2 separate regions of the Homo sapiens genome follow, and region 1 is linked to region 2. Evidence: chromatin contacts called from ENCODE Hi-C or POLR2A ChIA-PET data. All regions are on one chromosome and are shown on one strand. Each heading gives the region's core, a stretch centred on a gene start or an enhancer-like site at or near the end of the contact. The rest is flanking DNA. Distances are from core to core; before and after follow the strand shown. Region 1 overlaps POPDC2 (popeye domain cAMP effector 2). Region 2 overlaps B4GALT4 (beta-1,4-galactosyltransferase 4).

Evidence for each region. A loop is a pair of places that touch in the nucleus more often than their neighbours do. ChIA-PET counts read pairs that join two places held with the same protein, here RNA polymerase II (POLR2A). Pooled maps may share reads with other maps.
Region 1: a pooled map shows a loop between it and region 2 (6-fold over the local background). The contact joins two enhancer-like sites. A Hi-C loop is called at or near these places in 1 of 168 maps with a recorded cell type or tissue (heart left ventricle) and 6 of 50 pooled maps. POLR2A ChIA-PET finds 5 or more read pairs at or near these places in 1 of 52 experiments (T-cell).

The regions. Positions count from the first base shown.
Region 1 is chr3:119,635,289-119,642,174 of GRCh38, reverse strand. It overlaps POPDC2 (popeye domain cAMP effector 2), which reads left to right. Exons shown (of 4, transcript NM_001369919.2): 4 at 1-119. It also overlaps the pseudogene RPL10P7. Among named protein-coding and RNA genes, the nearest start is that of POPDC2, 22 kb to the left of the region's middle. RefSeq lists an enhancer at 2,866-3,375. Within about 2 kb of position 3,879, at least 27 of the 41 ENCODE cell types and tissues checked have a DNase peak (open chromatin) inside an H3K27ac peak, as active enhancers do.
Region 2 is chr3:119,215,816-119,222,437 of GRCh38, reverse strand. It overlaps B4GALT4 (beta-1,4-galactosyltransferase 4), which reads left to right. Exons shown (of 8, transcript NM_003778.4): 6 at 3,666-3,788; 7 at 6,094-6,198. Among named protein-coding and RNA genes, the nearest start is that of B4GALT4-AS1, 7.4 kb to the left of the region's middle. Within about 2 kb of position 3,202, at least 4 of the 41 ENCODE cell types and tissues checked have a DNase peak (open chromatin) inside an H3K27ac peak, as active enhancers do.

The DNA of each region.
Region 1 (6,886 bases), core at 2,630-5,129, 420 kb before region 2:
GGGGGTTATGAAACCCACCTCACAGGGTTGTTGTGAGGATCCAATGAGTTGATTTAGGTAAGCACCTAGCACATGCCGTGGCACCAAGTAAGCACTCAATAAATCACTCAACTCCTTTCCCTATGTTGTTTCTTTGCATTGTCTGAAAGGATCAATGGAGTCAAAGATCCAGCTTTTCACTGGTGGTTATTTTTTATTTTTCAATTAAGATTCAAATTTATGGAAGTGGAAATTTAAAAACCTCGTTTTCCCTTAGGCTGTGACATTCAACTTACAAATCTCTTTTTCTGTTGATGAACCTAGTATTAAACAATAGTTTTTAGAGGGACTTTTACAAACTTAGTTAATTAGATTTTCTTAAACATCTTAAAGTAGATTTATAAATGTAATATATTCTATTTTCCTTTTTCTTTAAATACTTCAACATATATTTCAGTTATCTATTGCTGTGTAATATCAATCCCTAAAATAGTGACTTAAAATTGTCCTAATAATATGTGGTGCTCATGAGTGCGGGACCTGACTGGGCTCAGCTAGGCGGTTCTCACTCAGGGTTTCTCATGTTGTTTCAGTCAGATAGTGGCTCAGTCTAGAATCATCTGTAAGGCTTCTTTACTCACCTGTCTGGGAAGACTCAAACAGATGAGGGCTGAAACAGCTGGGAATCCTTGGGCATCTCTCCCTCTCAATAGTTTTTTCATTTTTGTTGTTGTGTGCTCTTTGTATGACTATACCACAATTTATTTATCCAATCTACAATTGATGGGCATTTGGATAGTTTCCACCTTGGGGCAATTACAAATAGTGCTGCTATAAACACTCTTGTACCTGTCTTTTGGTATACATATGTATACTTTTCTTGGATATATACCTAGGAATGGAATTACTCAGGCATTGGGTATGTAAATACGACCAATTTTTCTAAGTGATTGTACCAATTTACATCTCCACAAGCACTGTATGAGAGTTCCAGATGCTTCTCATCCTCAGCAATAGTTGGCATTATCTTTTTTTTTTTAATTTTAGTTATTTGGGCATGTTTAGCAGCATTTTTATTTTCCTGATGGGTTGAGTAGCTTTTCTTTCTTTTCTTCTTCTTCAATTTTTTTTTTTTTTTGGCCATATGGATATCTTCTATTGTGAAGTATCTATTCTTGTTTCTTTTTTTTTGTCCATTGCTCTTTCTTTTTTTTTTTTTTTTTTTTTTTTTTTAGACAGAGTCTGGCTCTGTCCTGAGGCTGGATGGAGTGCAGTGGTGCGATCTTGGCTCACCTCTGCCTACCTGGTTCAAGTGATTCTCATGCCTCAGCCACCCAAGTAGCTGGGATTACAGGTGTGCATCACCATGCCCAGCTAATCTTTGTATTTTTAGTAGAGATGGGATTTTGCTATGTTGGCCAGGCTGGTCTCGAACTCCTGGCCTCAAGTGATCCACCTGCCTTGGCCTCCCAAAGTGCTGGGATTACAGGCATGAGCCACTGTGCCCAGCCTGTATGCTTTTTCTTATTGACTTAAAGGAGTTATTCAAATAATCAGGTTAAAAGTCCTTCTGTTACTTATTGAGATTTTATATATATATGTATATATTCTCCTACTTTTGTGGGTATTGTTTTTCTCTAAATAGTATCTTTTGATGAACATAGTTTTTAATTTCAATGTAATGGTTTATCAATCTTTCTGTCTCTGATTTGTGCTTTCTGTGTCGTGTTTAAGAAATCTTTTCCTCCCCTGAAGGTACTCTCCCAATAACCTTCTAGATTTCTTATTGTTTTACATTTCAAAGTTAGACCTACAATCAACCTGGATTTGGTTTTTGTATATATGACTAAGGGCCAAGATTCATTATTTTCCATGTGGCTATCCAATTGACTGAGCACTCCCTATTGAAATGATTATCCTATCCCTACTAGTGTTCAGCTTATCCTTTGTGACAAATCAAATTTTCCTATAGATGTAGGTCTGTTTCTGAATTTTCTGTTGTCTGATGGTTCTATTTTTCTACCCTTTGGCAGTACCATCTGGTTGTAATTATTGTAGCTTTACAGTAAGTTTTGATATCTGGTAGTCTTCAAACTTTCTTCTTCAGCTCCATTATAATCTTATGGGACCACCATATGTGGTCCATTGTTTACCAAAATGTCATTATATGGTGCATGCCTGTATATTCTGAATTCGACTCACAATCTCTACTGCCACCGCTAATTTCAAGCCACCACTACTTCATTCTAAATTAACTTCAATGGACTTACAACCAGTCCTTCTGCCTCATAACCTACACACAGTAAAGAGGTCATTTAAACATATACAAGATCTTATCACTCTCTGGCTCAAAATTTGAAATGACTTCCTATCCCACTTAGAATAAAATCCAGACTTCTTACCATGTGATATTAGTCAGGATTGACTTATTATTACTTAAAAGCACAAAGTTTTATTTCTCTCTTACTCAAAATCTGAGTCTCCATGACTCATAATGGGCACTCCAGCCTGGGCAACAGAGCAAGACTCCATCTTAAAAAAAAAAAAAGTACACTATACATTGTAAATTGAGATTCAACATAACCTGGATGTGGTGCCACTCCCCAACCTGGAGGATCACCAAGGCAGGGCTGTCATTACACACCTGTGGTGTATAGCAGTGGTTTCTCAAGATGAGGACCTCTTTTAATCCCTTTTCCCCACCAAAGAATCAGACCTTACGTAGTGGAAGTTGTGCTTTTATTATCTAATGGTGTATGTAAGGCAAAAGACATTTGGATTTCAATAGGATTTTTAGATAAATTTATAGGTTTTAAAAATTAGCCACAACAGTCTCTTTATATGTTTGAAAAATAGCATTACATATATGTATAAAGCAAAAACCCGTGAGAGATCCTGGGGAGAAGAATTGCCTGGAGGGGGAAATTGAGTCCATCTCCAATGTTCAGCACCTCTTCTCTTTCTATTTTTGACCCCCTGGTTTCCTGTAGACATCCACACAAATCTTGAGGTAGAAGTGAAAACAATGCTGTCAGCAGTTTCACGTCTGTCACCATTGAATTCATGCCCTGACATGTGCCTCCTACTCAGAAAGTTATCTGGTGATTATATCACTTCTGTGATATCATCCTTCCTGAAAGTGTCCTTACCCAGCACATGACCACCAACTGTCACATGATTGCATCACTGCCACAGGGGAGCCCAGGACACAGCACACAAATCGGATTAGTCCAGCCTGTAAACTAAGCCTTTGCTTAATAGCCTGGAATTGCCCTCCACCCCTCAGCCCTCAGGCCTGAAATCCTATTCAGCCCTCAAACCTAGTACACATGTCCTCTCCCTACGCACACTCTCCTGGCCTTCACCTCGCCCTCAGCATTGAACAATCCCCTTCAGGACTCGCAGAGCCCTCTGGGATCGCCCCCCTCAGCTCTCATCCCTCGCTAGGCACTTGAGGGCTGGGGAAGTCTTACTTATTGCTGTGGCCCCAGCACCCCACACAAGGCCACATGTGTGACATTTAGTTGGTAATTCTTTTTTTTTTTTTTTTTTTTTTGAGACGGAGTCTCGCTCTGTCGCCCAGGCTGGAGTGCAGTGGCACGGTCTTGGCTCACTCTGCCTCCCGGGTTCACACCATTCTCCCGCGTCAGCGTCTCGAGTAGCTGGGACTACAAGGCGCCCGCCACTACGCCCGACTAATTTTTTGTATTTTTAGTAGAGACAGGATTTCACCATGTTAGCCAGGATGTAGTTGGTAATTCTTAAATGTTGGTTAAACTCAGCTGTTACCTGCTAGTAGGACAATTCATGTGCCCCATTCTGGCAAGGGTAAGGTTAACACTTGTGGTTTTAGAGACTTCTAGTTCCACTTTCCAGTTTACTTTTGCTTCTCTCCCTATTCAAACCAGCAGGAAAAGAGAGTAGTAGTTCAGGAGTTGTTGCCAAAATCCAGAGCCTTATCGGGGGAATACACAGGAAGGGACAGACCTCAGATGCATTTTAAGATATTGAGAGACAGAGTCTGAGTATAAATCATATACTGGGGGAAGGAGGCAAATGGCTTAAAATACTTTTTTTTTTTTTTTTAGCACTGTGATGTTCTGAGTCAAAGATGACTCAGGCTTCAAGCCTGGATGATTGGATCATGGTGGCAGCTATTACCGTAAAAAGAGGAGGAACAACTTTGGGGAAGATGTTGATTTGCTTTTGGATGGATTGAGTTTAGACTGTTGTCAGGACACTAAGTGGACACATAATGCAAACAGTTGCTTTCATAGATGAGGGTGAATGCTAAGGATCAGAGAGGATTCCAAGGCCTTCCTGGGGCCTAGGAAGACTCAGGCACTGGGATACTCTCATCACCCCCATACTCTTCTTAAGGGGAAGAAACCTACCTCCTCTGAGATGGTGGGGCAGAGGGGAGTTGTGATGGTCATCCCAGGGCTTGGGGTGTGCCCAAGAGTGAGATCAGAGATGTGTTTGAGGCTGTGGGGAGCAGCGTATGTCACTTTCAGAATGTCAGACTTGGGACCACTCAACAAGGAGATCAAGGGCTGGGTGAGAATTCAGCAATTATGGAAGATTTATGTTTCAATATAATATCCTTTTTCCTATAGAGATTTAAAACTTTTAAAATGTAATATTGACACATAAAATTTTAAAACAAGATGAGTATGTGAAGGCCATTCCTGACACTTATGAAAAGACATTAAGCTCTCCTTTAAAGTTAAGCCTCTCTGTGCCTGACCTTCTCTCCCTGCCTTTGTCTATGCCACTAAGATTACTGCCTTTAGTTCAATTCAAGGAGCTTTTATTGCATGCTTACAATGAATTATAGTGTTTTGGGGACACAGCGAAAGAGAAAATATAGCCCCTGCTTTTAAAGACCTTACAATCTCATCATAGAGGCCTGACATACATGCAGTAAGCTATTAACCACCATTGCAAGGCAGCATAGTTACTGACTGATAGAACATACGGGTGACCAGTTTCCCTGGGGAAGATAGAACTGGAAGTGGACCCTGAATCATTGGTAGAATATAAAAGTGGGGGTGGGTGGGAAGGAGAAGGAGCAAAAAGGCATGGAGGTGACATTGACCATAGTATGTTTTAGGGGAATGCTGGCTTCAGCACACTGGGGAAAATGGCAGATAATTTTTGTTAGGCAGAGTAGGGCCAGACTGAGGAGCCCTATTTAGCTAATACGTCTTAGTTGCAAGTGCTAAGAACCAACGTGAGCAGGCTAAACTGTATAACATGGTGGTTAGAGCTCAGATTCTGAAGTCAGATGGCCTTGGTGTGAATCCTGATTTTATCTATTGCTGACTGTAGTGGACAAGTTACTTAATTTCTTTGTCCCTGTTTCCTCATATGTAAAATGAAGTAATACATGGATTCACTGGGAGGATTAAATAAGATAATTTGTGTAAGCTAATTGGAACTTTACTTGGCACATAGTAAATGTTCAGGAAGTTTTATCTTTTTTGTTGATAATGTTGACAATGTTGATAATTATGATGACAAAGCAAAGGAGAATTTATAAGGACACAGGGGTGTCTTATGGAATTCAAAGTCAGAAATGCCACTAGATTTTAATATGGGACTAGATCAGAAAGCCATCAGGGAAAGCAGGAAGCTGTCAGGGACCCAGTCACCATCTTCTGTTTCTGTTTCTCTTAGGAGAACTGCAACATGTTTCTGTTTTCCAACAGAGCAGTCTTCCCTGTTTCTCTGTTCTCATGGTGGAATATGTTTGCCCTCAGCTCCTGAGTTCACATGGAACAATTCCAACAACCAGAAGACAAGTACGGCTGCCTCTTAGTCATAATTTCAGACTTTCAGGAAGGAAATCTACCTTGTCCAGATTCAGTCAGCTGTCTACTTCTGGTCCATTAAGCTGGGTCTGAGGACAGGGTCATGCAGTACAATTGGGGCTGCCCATCTTCTAGATGGGGGTCAGTTCTTAGAGAAAGGGATGACTCTTAAGTTCAAAAGATATCTCAAGCTCTTTCCCTTTCGTGTGCCACTGAAGATTCTGGTGTCACCATGGGCCGCTGCCCCACCCAGTGTTACCATTATTGTAAGAACAACACAAAGCCTCTCTTCTGGCGAGGTGTTGCTGATGCCGAGATTCCCATCTTTGACCTGGGGTGGAAGAAGGTAAAAGTGGATGAGTTTCCACTCTGTGGCCACATGGTGTCAGATGAATATGAGCAGCTCTCCTCTGAAGCCCTGGAGGCTGCCTGAATTTGTGCCAATAAGTACATGATGAAAAGTTGCGGCGAGGATGGCTTTCATATCCAAGTGCGGCTCCACCCCTTCCACGTTATGCACATCAACAAGACGTCCTGTGCTGGGCTGACAGGCTCCAAACAGGTATATGAGGTGCCTTTGAAAAGCCCCAGGGCACTGTGGCCAGGGTTCACATTGGTCACGTCATCGTGTCCATCGGCACCAAGCTGCAGAACAAGGAGCATGTGATTGAGGCCCTGCACAGGGCCAAGGCCAAGTTCCCTGGCCACCAGAAGATCCACATCTCAAAGAAGTGGGGCATTACCAAGTTCAATGTGAAGACATGGTGGCTGAGAAACGGCTCATTCCAGATGACTGCGGGGTCAAGTACATCCCCAGTCGTGGCCCTCTGGACAAGTGGTGGGCCCTGCACTCATGAGGGCTTCCACTGTGCTGCCCCTCCTAAGGCCCAACAATAAATCCTACTTTCTGTCCACCTGAAAAAAAAAAAGACACCTCAAACTGACTAGGAATCTACTACAGCAGTGGTCCCCAACATTTTTGGCACCAGGGACTGGTTTTGTGGAAGACAATTTTTCCACAGACCAGTACAGTGCTGGGACAGTGGTGAGGGGGATGATTTTCAGGATGAAACTGTTCCACCTCACATCATCAG
Region 2 (6,622 bases), core at 1,953-4,452:
GGGCGGGGGCTGTGGATCCAGAGGGCAAGGAGAGAATCCCATGATTTTTTTCTTTGGGGAAACTTGATCTTTGGATCTAATCTTATTATCTAGGGGTTTTGTTTTCTGGTTTCTTTGAGTCACTTCTGCATTGAGGAAAGCAGTGTATCATGGCTGGGCAACTTGGTTTTTTCAAAAGCATGTCACCATCTGTTCACTTACTCTGTAGTAAGATGTCACTATTTACAACACAGAACACCTGTACCTTAGACACTTACCATAGATGATAATCTTAAACTTCCCATTGCCCAGATTTTTTTAAACACCTGGTTGCACCATTCATTTCTAAGCAATCACAGAGGATTGCTTAAGGACAGGTTTTTTGCTGGGATTCTAGATTTTATCTTTCTATTAAGCTGAACCATAAGAAGGCTGAGCTCTTGGACATTCCTGCCAGGAACTGATTTTCACTCATGCTTTGGTGTCACAGTCATGGATTTCATCAGATGCCGCTCACTCTGAGAAACAGCATATGTATGACTCTTGCTGTTTCTAACTTGCCATTCTAACTGGCCAGATGTTTCTTTTATAACTAGGTATCAGAAAGCCTTTGTTGAGTAACTGACAGGTTTTCTTAATATGATTCAGGTAATTGAATGTGTTTCCCCTTTTGATCGAGAGGCTCTGAGCCAAATCCATGGCCCTCTTTTAGAAATTGAAAAGAATCTTATTTGCAGATCAGGGTTCTAATGTATTTCCCATCTTAATTTTCTATTCTGATTTAAATGTTTCTAGGGTCCTGGTTTATCATTTATGATTTTCTCTTTTTTGTATGTATCATGTAAGCAGCCTCATCTTTTGTGGCTGGAGAGAGGTATGTATAAGTAATGTAGGTAGGAGTTGCCTTCCTCCTGGACTACTTGATTTTGCTGCTTTGGGCAAAGTCCCTGTGGCAGGCAAGTTCATTTCCAGGCAGCTGAGTGTCTGCCCCGTGCTGGCAACTGTGTGCCCCAGTGCCACAGAGCTTAAGTCAGTACATGCCTCATCACTGTCACACCAGCCCCACAAGTACAAGCGCAAGAAAGGTTTTCACCTTACACACATGCAGAGGGAAGAAGTTAAAGTAAGTTGCCCCAAGTCTCTCAGACTCTGATGAAGCCAGAAACAAATCTTGTTTCTCACTGCCTATGGGATCAGTGATGAAGCTCTGGACCAGCCAGTGGCAAATTTTACTGGCAAGAACTCCTTTGGTACCAGCCTCCTTCCTACAAGGATTCTATTGTTATTTTATGACTACGTTTTCCCCACCCTTGGGCCTTACAGGGCTTTAAAAATAAATAAAAAGGTTCCAGGGCCAGTTAAATATTTATGCTTTTACAGGTAAGAAGAAAAGCCAAAAGCAAAGATCAATAAACACAGAGATAGTTGTCATCTGACAGGCACCTGAGAAACAGTTCCTTTTTTTTTTTTTTTGAGACAGAGTCTCACTCTGTTGCCCAGGCTGGAGTGCAGCGGTGCGATCTTGGCTCACTGGAACTTCCACCTCCCGGGTTCAAGGGATTCTCCTGACTCAGCCTCCTGAGTAGCTGGGACTACAGGCACGTGCCACCACGCCCAGCTAATTTTTTGTATTTTTAGTGGAGACGGGGTTTCGCAGTGTTAGCCAGGGTGGTCTCGATCTCCTGACCTCTTGATCCGTCCGCCTTGGCCTCCCAAAGTGCTGGGATTACAGGCGTGGAGAGACAATTCTTTAACCCTTCTTGCTGACTTGTCTTCTTCTGCCCCTCCCCACTCCAGCTCACCCCTCTCCAGGTGGTCGTCGGGCAGCCTGTGTCTTTCTCCCTCCTGTGCTTTGCCTCACAGAGTTGTGGTCACCAGGAGATCCCCCATTTTTCTGCCTATTTGAATCCTTCCAGGCCCCCTCCTCCTGATGTGGCGACACCTCTCTCCTCAGAACCCTGATAATGTTCACCTCTCTTATTAGGTTATAAACTCTGAGGGCGGGGCTCCCGCATTCCCGTGTTTAGCCAGCCGTCTTGCACATGGCGATATTGGTTTTGATAATCTACCACATCATTCCCTTGTTCTCATGCTGATTGCTTGTTGGTGTCAGCAGGTTATGCCTGCCTTATTACCGCATCCTGATCAGGCAGCTGGTGTTCAGGCAGCTAAGAATCCCTCCCCTCTATAAAATGCATTCTGATAACTATGGTAATGAGACACTGCTAGTAGATGTCTTGGTCAGTGATATTTACCTTCTAAGCACTTTATTTCCTTTTTTTTGTTTTATTATAGGCTGCAAAAATACAATTTCCCAGAATTTTAAGTTAGGGGCATATAAGTAAATCTGCTTCTCTTATGGGTTAAACAGAGTCCCCAGTCTTTTCTCAGAACGTAGAAAGAAACAACTGAACTACAGATTAGCTTTTGGGATGCCACTTGTTTGATGGCCAGTGTCTACATGTTTATTGATCACTCCTTTTGGTTTTTCTTTTTATCTAGAAAATCATAAATATTTTATCGGTCCTGGAACAGTTTGACCTGAAGTTAAAGTTAAAAATTCTCTAGATATTCACATCTTTTTATTTAGTAACATCCAAGTTTTTAAGCTACCTTAACTTGCATTTCTGAATTGTTCAAATGTTATATTTAAGGGATACCTTTATTTCTGAGATTTACAAATTTGTCCACTGATAATAAGAGTCCTATATAACTGGGAGGCTGGGAGGTGCTCTCTAACTTTTACCTCCTGATCTTTCTCCTCTTGCCTCTTTTTCTTTTCGGTATTCCTAGGGTTCCACAGAGCTGAGCCCCTTGGGTCTACCCTTTGTACTCTTCTCACCAACTAGATTGTTGGAGATTTCTCGACCTATGCCTTCAGGTACTACATGATAACAGCTTATTTCCAAAGCCATATCTGTAGTCGTTCCTCTCTTGTGAGCTTGGACCCTGTATCCTTTTGCCTACTGGCAAAGCCCCAGGTGTATCTAAAATTCAGCTTATCTAAAGCATGATTCACTGTCCTTCCTTTCAAAACCTAATTCTTGTTCTGTACAGCCTATTTTCATGAAAAGCACTACCTAGACTCTGTCTGGTTGGCAGGCCAGAAACTTCAGAGGGTGTTGACATGTGTTGGGTTATCCAGGAAACAGACTCTGAGCTGGAGATGCATGTTGAGAAGTGGAGATTTGCATACAGAGTGTGTGCGGGAGCTGTCTCCTGCCTTCAACCCTCCCCTGCAAAAGTGAAAGTGAAAAAAAAGAAAGGTATATTCATCATGACACGCATTCGTGCTGAACCCGGATGCAGCCTCAGAATCCTTCTTAACCCAGTGCCCTTGGCAACTGTTACCATTCCTTGGATTGGCACATGAGATGAAATCTTATCAATATCTGATGGTGTGGTTCACATTGACAGGTATCTCTATAGGCCTCTACACACAAACATCACCATTAACAGCTGGGTGGCACTTTGCTCAGTGAGCAGAGGTGAGCGTTTGTCTAGATAGAGGAAAGAAGACAAGACAGGGAAGGCCAGGAGCATTGGGAGGTGGGTGTCAAGCAGGAGAAGCAGGAGTGGGTGGGTGGAAGTACATGGTCTCCCAGGTGTTCCTAGAACGCCAGCCCTGAAATCAGAGACCTTTGGTGCGAATATTCTTACCATTTCTCTCATCTCTTTTGCTCCAGGTTACGTTACAGTGGATATTTTGGGGGTGTTACTGCCCTAAGCAGAGAGCAGTTTTTCAAGGTGAATGGATTCTCTAACAACTACTGGGGATGGGGAGGCGAAGACGATGACCTCAGACTCAGGTGAACAACAGAGAAAGGTCCCCTTCACGGGGCTCTGCACTCAGTGTGGCTCTGGAGACCTGCATTTATATTTATTCCTTTAGATGCCAGTCCAGCAGGTCACTAGGCTGCAGATTTGGGCTTGAAGGGTGCAGGGGGTGGAGGGAAGGTAGGATGGCCCACATCATTCTGTGCCAGTAGCAGTTTACTTCTGGCCTGGGGGCATTTGGGGTCCAGAAGTGTTGGTGGAGGCCTCATGTACTTGTCGGGAAAGACTTACTGAGACACCAGTGAGTGAGAAACCCCAAACTGCAAGGTGTCTGCTGAACTGCAATTTGGAGACCGGGTTGTTAAGAGCCTCATGCTTTCTGTCAGACCCCTTGGGGACACAGTTCCCAGTGTCCCCCTGCAGGGAGTGCCAGCAGCCTCTGGGGAGCTGCACATGTTGAAGCAGGCAAAGAGGTCCTCTCCTCAAGCGTTAGGCAGCCCTGGCAGCCCTGCACGCTGTGGAGACTGCAGGTGGCCTGACCCCAGGCCTGACTCTGGGCTGTTGACATTACCCTGGGTTCTCTTGGACTGCTTTCTGCTCTGAGGGGCTCAAAGGGAATAAGTCTGGCCTCCACCCACAGCTTCTTCCCCTCAACTTGGATTTGGGGGCCAGATAGTTATAGTTATCCCTGCCTCCCAGAAATAAGTAATTATTCAAGAGCTTAGGCTGGTATCTTTAGACTTGTAATCACAAGGCCATTCTGGGTGTCAGGAGGCCCCCTTCCCTCCTGCTTGTTGCCTCTTGGAAAAGAAATTCTTTTTTTTTTTTTTTTTTTTTTTGAGACAAAGTCTCGCTCTGTCACCCAGGCTGGAGTGCAGTGACGTGATCTCGACTCACCGCAACCTCTGCCTCCCGGGTTTGAGTGATTCTCCAGCCTCAGCCTCCCGAGTAGCTGGGACTACAGGCGTGTGCCGCCGTGTCTGGCTAATTTTTTTGTATTTTTAGTAAAGGCCAGGTTTCACCATATTGGCCAGGCTGATCTCGAACTCCTGACCTCAGGTGATCTGTCTGCCTTGGCCTCCCAAAGTGTTGGGATTACAGGTGTGAGCCACTGTGCCTGGCTGGAAAGGAAATTTCTAACCTGGGGCTCTGAATTATTAGTTACGTGACTGTCAGAAATTTTTTTGTTGCCTCATCATAAAGAACCCAGGGGCTCCATGCTGCTCTTGTTCCCATGTCTAGGCTGAGAGCCTCTGGAATGTTTCTAGCAGGAGGGAGTGGATTCCCCTGACCAGGGGCTCTACAGAAATGGCCGTAGTGATGGGCAACAGCTCTTCACAGCCCAGCCCATCAGCAGCCTATGTGGTCATGGCTTAGGAACTGGACAGAGGGTACGTGCTACATTTCAGGACAAGAGTAGCAAAGGCTAGTGATAAACAATCCCCATTATCTTCCCTAAATGTACTTCACTGGGGTGATTAGTAGAATTTTGCCCTGATCACATATCTTCAGTGTCTTCTTTCCTGCTATGCTTCAGCTTCAAAGTAGAGGGGAGCCTCCAATTTTGCTTTCATTTGAAAAGACCATCATGGCCTTCAGAATGGTTTTTGACTAATGTGGTAGATAAACTAAGATGATTTGAATATGAAAGTTGGTTGAGATTTACTGCTTATTTATTCGCCTGTGCAACAGGCACTACCCTTCTTTGTACTTATATAATACATATAATACATTGCAGAGTACAAGCATGTTCCATGCAGATTATATCATTTGAATATTTGAAATCAACTCCCTATCACCATTGCCATTTTACAGATGAGGGAACTGAGACCTGGAACTGTGAACTGACTTACTGAGGTTGTAAATAACAGAGTCCAGATTTGAACCTAGAATTGTAGCTTTAAAACTTGTGACCATAAATGGCCATTCCTTTCTTTGTTAAAAGAAGGCAACTCTAAGTAAATTGGGGATCCTAACAGACTTGATTCTCCTATTCTTCAGGATGTTTTGAAATAAGTACTTTATCATTTTTTTTTCTTTTTGAAAATGACTAAGTATAAACTAACACATCTCCTTTGTACCCCAGTAATAAATGCTGAATCTCATTCTTTTTTGGGCTTATCGCCTGAAGTTCCACCATTATAAGAAATTGGAAATTTTAGAAGTTTTTCTTTTTTTAATACTCCAATAATCAAGCTGTTTGTGACACTGTGTGTGTGTGTGTGTGTGTGTGTGTATGTGCGTGTGTGTGTATAAATTTTCGCAAATGATGCTTTTTATTTGCCTAGTGGTAGATAAATAGGATGGACTTTAAAAAAATCTCTATTATTTTTCTAGGGTTGAGCTCCAAAGAATGAAAATTTCCCGGCCCCTGCCTGAAGTGGGTAAATATACAATGGTCTTCCACACTAGAGACAAAGGCAATGAGGTGAACGCAGAACGGTAAGTCCTGGCTTCACCTGCCTAGCAGGCTACCTCCCTAGTCTGTTCTGTCAATAAGGACTATGTTGAATTCGATCAGATTTGAGCCAGTTCATTGTGTTAAAAGATTTTTATTAAGCAAATTTTCAAACAGACACAAAAGGAGAGAAAGTGGTGCACTGAACCCTCACGTCTACAGTTCTCAACTCATGGCCTCTCTTCTTTCCCTCAGTTTTTTTCTTACCCCACTGGATTTAGAAATGTGTCACAGATGTCATAGCATTTCATGTGTAACTGCTTCAGTATGTATTCTTAAAATATAAGCAATTTTAAAAAAGGAATCAGAATACCATTATCATACCTAGAATAAAATTAACAATATCTCCTTAATGTCATCAAATGTCTAGTCAGTGTTAAGTACTTTTTTATTTTTAAAACCAGTTGA